2 separate regions of the Mus musculus genome follow, and region 2 is linked to region 1. Evidence: chromatin contacts called from ENCODE Hi-C or POLR2A ChIA-PET data. All regions are on one chromosome and are shown on one strand. Each heading gives the region's core, a stretch centred on a gene start or an enhancer-like site at or near the end of the contact. The rest is flanking DNA. Distances are from core to core; before and after follow the strand shown.

The links. A loop is a pair of places that touch in the nucleus more often than their neighbours do. ChIA-PET counts read pairs that join two places held with the same protein, here RNA polymerase II (POLR2A).
Region 2: a loop to region 1 is called in a map of CH12.LX, with 4 times the contacts of the local background. The contact joins two enhancer-like sites. A Hi-C loop is called at or near these places in 9 of 37 maps with a recorded cell type or tissue (CH12.LX, CH12F3, Patski and 6 more). POLR2A ChIA-PET finds 5 or more read pairs at or near these places in 2 of 5 experiments (Patski and embryonic stem cell).

What each region holds. Positions count from the first base shown.
Region 1 is chr13:63,044,683-63,048,584 of GRCm38, reverse strand. All of the region lies in intron 3 of Aopep (aminopeptidase O), which reads right to left. Among named protein-coding and RNA genes, the nearest start is that of Gm46422, 48 kb to the left of the region's middle. Within about 2 kb of position 1,785, at least 1 of the 3 ENCODE cell types and tissues checked has a DNase peak (open chromatin) inside an H3K27ac peak, as active enhancers do.
Region 2 is chr13:63,312,323-63,316,102 of GRCm38, reverse strand. It overlaps Fancc (Fanconi anemia, complementation group C), which reads left to right. Exons shown (of 15, transcript NM_007985.3): 15 at 3,300-3,780. The coding sequence ends at 3,437. It also overlaps a transcript of Aopep not described here. Among named protein-coding and RNA genes, the nearest start is that of Mir3074-1, 13 kb to the right of the region's middle. Within about 2 kb of position 2,307, at least 1 of the 3 ENCODE cell types and tissues checked has a DNase peak (open chromatin) inside an H3K27ac peak, as active enhancers do.

The sequences.
Region 1 (3,902 bases), core at 536-3,035:
TTCAATAATCTCACAAGGCTGTTGTGCCATGAGACATCTGTCTTACAAGCATGGTAGCAGCTACAATAAGACTCAAACATTTTCATCTTCAAAACAGAACTGAAAGTTTCTTTAGAGATAACTGGATTTTTGGAAGGATAACAGGACTTGAAAGGGACTAATTTTCAAGTCAAAAGAGATGATCTAAAAAGTTGGGTTTGGCTCTAGGTGCAGCTCAACTATGAGTACTCAGGCAGCACGCACAGAGCTCTGGGTGTGATGCCCACCACACTAAATACACCACAATTAGAATTCACTTCTCAAAGTAGGTACATCATAGCCTAGAAATGCTAACACCATCACCTGAGGTGCTGCTTCATTCACTGCTTGGAAAACTGTCCTCAGAACAGCTTTGGAGACTCTCTTCATAAGGAGGTAATAAGGTACAAGTGAGGAGAGGCAAAGATGACAAGGAGTCAGCCTCAGCTCGGTGGGTGACAGCCGGATACCAAGGGGATGTGAGTGTGACTTTGTATCTTACACTTGTGAAAATCTTAAATATTTGAGACGGGCATTTTTATAAAATGAAAAAATTAGAAAATCAAAGTCCTGTAGACACATTTTGGTCATATCAATTAGCAATAGTAAACTAATGTGGGTAGTCAAGTCCTGTATACCTGGTATATCACTAAAACTCCAAAGGCAGCAACCATCACACACAGCTATTTCTGCACAGGCAAGAATGCCTGATATTTAAAGAGTTAGTGGCAAAAGGTTGTTGTTAAATTGGCAGAGTCCTTGCCTTGCGTACAGGGAAATTAAATTGGTTAAATCCCATGCACGGCTTAGACAAGATATGGTGGGACACATTTGCAATGTGAGCACCTGGGAGGTAAAGGTAGGACACAAATTCAAGTTCATGATTGACTGCATAGCAAGCTTGAGGCTAGCTTGATCACCATGAGATCTTGTCTTAATTTAAAAAATAACAACAAGAATAAAAATCAATAAACAAAAACCAGTTTAAGGCCAGCCAGATACATGAGATTTTAAAAAGAAATTGTTGTTTTCTCTGAAAATTTAAAAGGGCATACAAAGTTTTCCTACTGGAAGCACTCATGTAACCTTGGAAGCTTTCTGCTGTCGGGTAGACCAACAGAGTGAAGCCCTCAGTGATGTCAGTGTGCTCTTATGTGACATATCATGTTTCTCTTCTCAGATCCAATGTAGTTCCTATCTTAAGACTATTTCTCTAGCCACAATCCCTTCTTCAGAGCTCCCTGCCCAAATTACTCCATATGGCAGTAATGCTTTGGGAAGGTCATTACAAATGCAAGCTGTATAGGAATACGTGCATTTATGAGTATATGATAACCACATTATATAAATATGAACACCACAGGAACATGTGTAAGCACTATGTACACACTGGAAGGAATGCAGGCTCCTCATTTCATTGTTCTTCCCCTCATGGTATCCTTCTCCATCCCCAGGTACTTCAGCAAACCCCAGCATTCTTTCTGTTACAACTGAGACACTGCAATTACATGACCTACTTTATGAGCTTTTGGCCCCTCTGGCAAAGCCTTGTCCACATCAGTCTTCCTCACTATTGTTCGAGGGCTGAAACTGGCATCAGGTGGGCCAATGCCCATCAGCTTTCCCTTACCAGGCCAGACAATGGCTTCACAGGCCAATGCCACCCTACACAGAGGTCTCAGGTCTCTCTCTTTGCAGGAAGTATAGCCCTGGACACAGACGACTAGGAGAGAATAACCTTCAAAGGTAAAAGAGCGCCACCTGCTGAAGCGAGAGGGGCTGTGTAGATTGTGAGCATCCCATGGTTTCAAGGCTTCCCTAAAGGAACACTGGCACCAGTCTACCAGATCTCCTAGATAGACATGACCATAATGAAGATGAGTAGCTCCCCTGAAACACAAAGGACATCAGTGGGCTGAATACCACCTTTCCAGATGGTTGGTCACAAGACAAACATTAATGCCTTGCATGCAAACATTCATGTATGTCTAATCCAAGAAAAATTTTACACCAGTGAGAATGGGCAAATAAAACATGCTGGCAGAAGCACTGTGGTCTGAGAGAGAGAGAAAAAAAAATCCTAACATACTCTGTGTATATACTAAGCAGAGCAAGGAGGCAAGCAAGCTAGTGAACAGCAAATCACAGAATGAAAGCCCTGGAAAGTGTAAGACATCATCTGAGTCCACATGAGCAATAGAAAAGCCAAACACAACCCTCACAATGTGAGGGCAGCTGTCTACTGGAAACAAGGAATACGTTCACTGTGAAGTATACTCTAAGGCACGCCCACCCCACTTCTTCATAGCATCTGCATGCAGTACCGAGGTTCTACTTCCAAAACTAGGACACTCTACCTTGCATTTCCTTTTTGTGGGCAAAGTACTTACTTGATCATAGCCACCCCTAAAGCTTTTTAATTTACTGCCTTCTCACATGGAGAGAATGTGGAGCATTCTCAACACTGCTATTTATTTTGAGCCATCAAAATAGGGTGGGGGAAGCTGGCTTTTTGTCTGGGAGAGTCTTGCTCCTTAGTCATTTTTCCTGGAATTTCCCAGTCATACGGAAGAGAATGTCAGAGAGCTGACATATTGTACAGTCCAGACAGAGAATAGCATTTTGCCCAAAGTGAAATAACGTTTATGCTCTTTACAATTGAAAAATGGGGGGGGGGGGAACCAGACAAAGATCCTAAAAAAAAATCATTAATTTGAGGAGTAGGAATATGCCAAATTAGATTTATAAAAGTAAAGCCAGGGGGCTGGAGTGACAGCTCAGAAGCTAAGAGCACACACTGCTCTTGGAGGTGCCAAGGTTGGTTGCCAGCACCCACATCCAGGGGCTCACAACTACCTAAAACCCCAGCTCCAGAGGATCTGATGCCCTCTTCTGGCCTCTGCTAGCACTACACTCAAGTAAACACAACTTAAAAATAAAATCTTGAAGAAACAAACAAAAATTACTAGAGGAAAGTGATAGCATAGTGATCTTCTTTTTAAACATGTGTGGTAGAAACCAGCAACCATGTTCATAGGGGAAGCTATGAACATGGTATTGCCTCTGTCATTAACTATGTGGTTTTAAATGCCTCTGCCAGGAGCTACTTCCATTTGATTTCATAGACCATATTCAACAGATACATTTCTGAGCCCTATTAAACACAAAGCATAGCAGGTAGAGATGGAGAGACTGGCATAGATCAATGGGTAACATTTCTGCCAAAATGGCTTCATGCTGAGGAAGGTGAGTAGGAGTTAAACAAGTTCATCTGTGGCCTTTCTGGGGAAGAAAAAAAAAAGAATAATGACTACTTAGCTAATAAAATTCTTATGATACTCATTGCCCAACAGCCCCTAACCATTAGCCTTCCTTTAAAGGACCATCAGGAGGAATGATTTCCTCATGGAACACAGACTCAGAGGGCTCTCTTCTAATTTTTGTTTCTTGCTGAATGGCTGCTACCATTTCTCTGATTAGCCCCAGATGGAGGCTGGCTCCCAACTTACTGAGAGCCTTCTCAGTAAGTCAGCTGGTGTCTGGTAAATGTGCTAATAGGGCTGATGAAGTGTCACTGTGATGGGCAGGGATGAGCTAGGCTGGGCAGGGTTGTATTGCTCATGCTTCTAGAGGTTGTATAGAGCAGAGTCAGGGACCCAGAAAGCAGGCCTACAGGGAACATCATCTCCTACCATCTACCACACACTCCTCTTGTCTGAAGTCCACAGACACAGCTGTGAATGATGCCCACACTCCATAACAACCACTCAAGTCCCATCCATGGGCTTTAGCAATATGGTTCCCTGCGTGTCTTTTGATAAACTCCAGCTCTGGGGAGAGTTCTTTCTCCTTTTCTACCTCCACTGGTCCTCGGGTTGGGCTAG
Region 2 (3,780 bases), core at 1,058-3,557, 270 kb before region 1:
TAGTCTCACTCTACTGTGGGACATAGTGATCCTGTCCCCAGGTCACCCCGAGAACCTGATGGCAGAGGCTAAAACAGGCATGTGTCTTAGGATCTGTGCTGTTGACAGCAGCAAGGAGTGCATGCCTGGATAAGCACGGGTGCTTGTGCACACAACCATGCATTACCCTTTGTCCTTGGAAAGGAAGGCACTTTTGCCACCTGTTACAACATGGGTGAACCGTGAAAGCTTTGTGCTATGTGAAATCAACTCGCTGCAAGGAAATCTGTGAGAGTCATCTGGACTAGCCTGATTCTCAGAAGTAGAACAGAGGCTTCCCAGGGCTGGGAATGGGTGGATGGGCAGTGTCTGGAGATAGGTGCGGTAATGGCTGGACAGTGTTGGTAATGTAGGTGGTATAGGAATCCCAGCACTTGAGATGCAGTAGGAGGATCAGAAGTTCAGGGCCATCCTTGGCCACATGTGAGTTAGAGGCCAGCCTCAGCTCCATGAAATACTCTCTCAAGAGAAACCAAAAAGGTGAACCATAACATTGCCAACCATAGGAGTTATATTTTCAAATTTTAAAAAATTATTAACTTTATAAAAATATGTATCTTGATGAAGTTCTACATACAAAGTAAAAAATAGAATTCATGCAGCCAGCAACTCTACTCAAGAAGGGGCTGGGCTATTCCCAGAGCCCCACCTGGTGTTGGTCTAAATGTGAACTCTAGGAAGGAAGATCAGGAGGCAGATGTGTCCCTGCCAAGAACCCTCTGTGTCAGAGCTCTGACCTCCTGTGCCTGTCCTGCATTAGGGCTGGCCCAGCATAAGAATATATTCAGAAGCCAGGCGTGGTGGCGCACACCTTTAATCCCAGCACTTGGGAGGCAGAGGCAGGCGGATTTCTGAGTTCGAGGCCAGCCTGGTCTACAAAGTGAGTTCCAGGACAGCCAGGGCTATACAGAGAAACCCTGTCTCAACCCCCCCCCCCAAAAAAAAAGAATATATTCAAAAATCTACTGAGCATGGTCCAGTCCTAAAACACATGCCTTCAACAACATGGTAAAGCAGAACATGGCACTGAGGGACAGTCACCAAGACAAATGTTGCCTCATCATACCTTCATCTGCCATGTTGGGTACAGGGGATGTTGGACAAAATATTGCAAAGTATTATGAGTAGATCCTGACTCAGTAATTCCACCTGAAAGTTCCTCAGTTACACCTTAAAGGTTCTGCATACATAGCGTACACAGTCACAGGTGTGTTAATGAGATTGACTGGGGATCAGTTCACAATGTGGACACAACAGAATTATCAGCAGGAAACATCTCAGCCACATGCCTTGGGCTTACCAGCCACCCAAGTTCTCTGCCAGGCCTGCTGCAGCAGCTCTGCCTGTCAGCTTCTTCCTAGGCGGGAGTCAGCGTGAACAGCTAATGTTACATGGACAGTGGCTTTGTGCGGGTTCTTGGATTTCCTGTAGTGTTGATGTGAAAAAGGACCCTGAGAAAAGCAACAGGGGAGGAGATTTATTCTAGCTCACAGTTACAGGGTTCAGTCTATCAATTGCCTAGAGTACAGAGGAAGCCACACACTGCTTCCTCCAAGGAGTGCTCTATCTAGGCCTGTATCAGACTGCCAGGTGCTGTCCTTGTAGATACTGAAAACTGTCATTAACACACAGCCTTCCTTTTGAGGAGGCTTGCCCCAGGCTTCAGGTAGCTGGGCTTTTGGCCCCCCGCCCAGCCAATGGCGAAAGTTATCTATCTACATGCAGCTTAGCCTTTTGCAAAAAGGCACTTCTGAAAGAGCAGTTGTGGGTGTCACCACCCGAGGACCATGGCCTTAGGGCAGATCATGACTGTAAACGCTGAGCTAGCATAGAGCCACTTCCAAGAATGTAGTCTGGCCTCTCTCGGCAGCAAGCTTTGGAGATCTGGATGGGCACTGGAGTGGGCAGCAGCCCACTTCCTTAGGACCTCCTGCCACCCTAGCACTCCCCAGTGTGAGCCTGGGGGATGGGGGATGTTGGCGGCTGGTTCTCTCATGAGCGGTTCTTTCTGGCTTTAGCTTTCTGAGTTGCCATAGTCCTCAGTAACCACCTGCTCTGGCCTTTTCCTCTCTGCCCGCTTGCCGCCCACATGCTTGCTTCCTCACTGGGGCTAGGCTGGGTGCAGAGCACCAGTTTGTGTCTGGAGCCTGCTCCACCCTGCCTGCCCTCCCTGCACTTTTGTGAGTCTCCTCATCCTCTGTTCCACGTCCTTCCTATCAGGTTGACGGCAGTGTGAGATCAGCTCTGAGGGCTCTGCATTTACTGTGGTTCGACTCTTGCACATACTGCAACAGCCCAGGCCTGGGAAAGATTTGAGGTTAGGCTGTGTAGCGACTGCCTACCTGCCCTTGACTGGGCAGCAGTCTGTGCACACAGGGTCTAGACATACATGAAGTCTTTAAGGTACTTAGGAAGGACAGGGTCTGGGTCTAAGGTCACTAGCGCCATGCATCTGGGTCAGATGCCCAGAGCCTGCAGAAGCTGCCAGGCCATCTCAAGCCCCATTACCTTCAGCAGCATGACTACAGTGTGCAATATTGTGATTGCAGCTCTCCCAATCTGTGTTTCACTTTACTGGTAGTCAGAGATTGGAAGGCCAGGAGTGAAGGGTTGCCTGGGCCATGGGCCAGCAAAAGCTCAAAGTCACAGTCATGGCAAATCTAAGGTCACTGGTCACTCTAGAGAGAAGCCTGGTGAGACAAGAGGAAGCTGAGCTGGGACTAAATCTGCAGGCTCTGTGTGCACAACACACAACCAGTGTGTGTCTTCCTCCACAGTTAGTGTCCTGCACATGTGCAGATCATATACACCAGTCTCAATCTCCCCGTCATCTCAACTGAGGTTCTTGGGAAAAAAAGTACTGATGCCAACAAGCAAAACTGTCCCAAGGCTGATGAAAGTTAAATTACTAACCACCCTGCCTGCTGCCCTGGAAGTGGATAGTCCAGGAATGTAAGCTTAAGGCTGCTCGTGTGAAATCTTTGCAGAGAAAGTCAAGTCACAGATGCTGCCTTGCTCCTCACAGCACATAACCCCAAAGCTGTGACACTGTGCTGGGAAGACCTTGCTGCCTCCACAGTGCTTGTATGTGGCTCTGGGGCCTTGTGGGGGAGGCTGGTCATCAGGAAGGGGCCCCTGCAGATAGGCATGATTTGACATTGACCTTGTAAACAAGGCAGAAGTGACCCGTGCTTTCCCTGAAGCCTTCTGCTGAGTGTAGTGGGCAGTATCCCCACCTTCCCTTTCTTCCCTTCCTGCAGATGGCCCACACGGATGCTGTAATCCATGAGATTATTGGTTTTCTTGACCAGACCTTGTACAGATCACAACATCTTTGTGTTGAAGCCTCGAGAAAACTGGCCAGAGACCTCCTAAAGGAGCTGCAAGCCCAGGTCTAGCAGGTAGTACAGAATGTGGGCACCTGCGGTGAAGCTCCCTCAGTGGATGAGATGCTGTTTCTGAGGCAAGAACAAGTGAGAGTGGTTGAACATATTCGTGCCTTGGCCTGATGGAGTGATGTGTACCACCTCCCACGCTGTACTGCCTGGCCCCGGCGGTCCATGAGTATTATGAAGGGAAGGGCCCAGACTGCCTGTTAGGTTCCAGCCATTCATAAGAGCTAGCACTGGCTGGTGTGCTGACTCTCTTTATCCTTCCCTCTCTAGTGAAGGTGTGGGGGATGCCCAGTAGCAGGAGACATGAGCCCTGTAGTGGATGAGGCTGTACCGTACAGATGAGCAC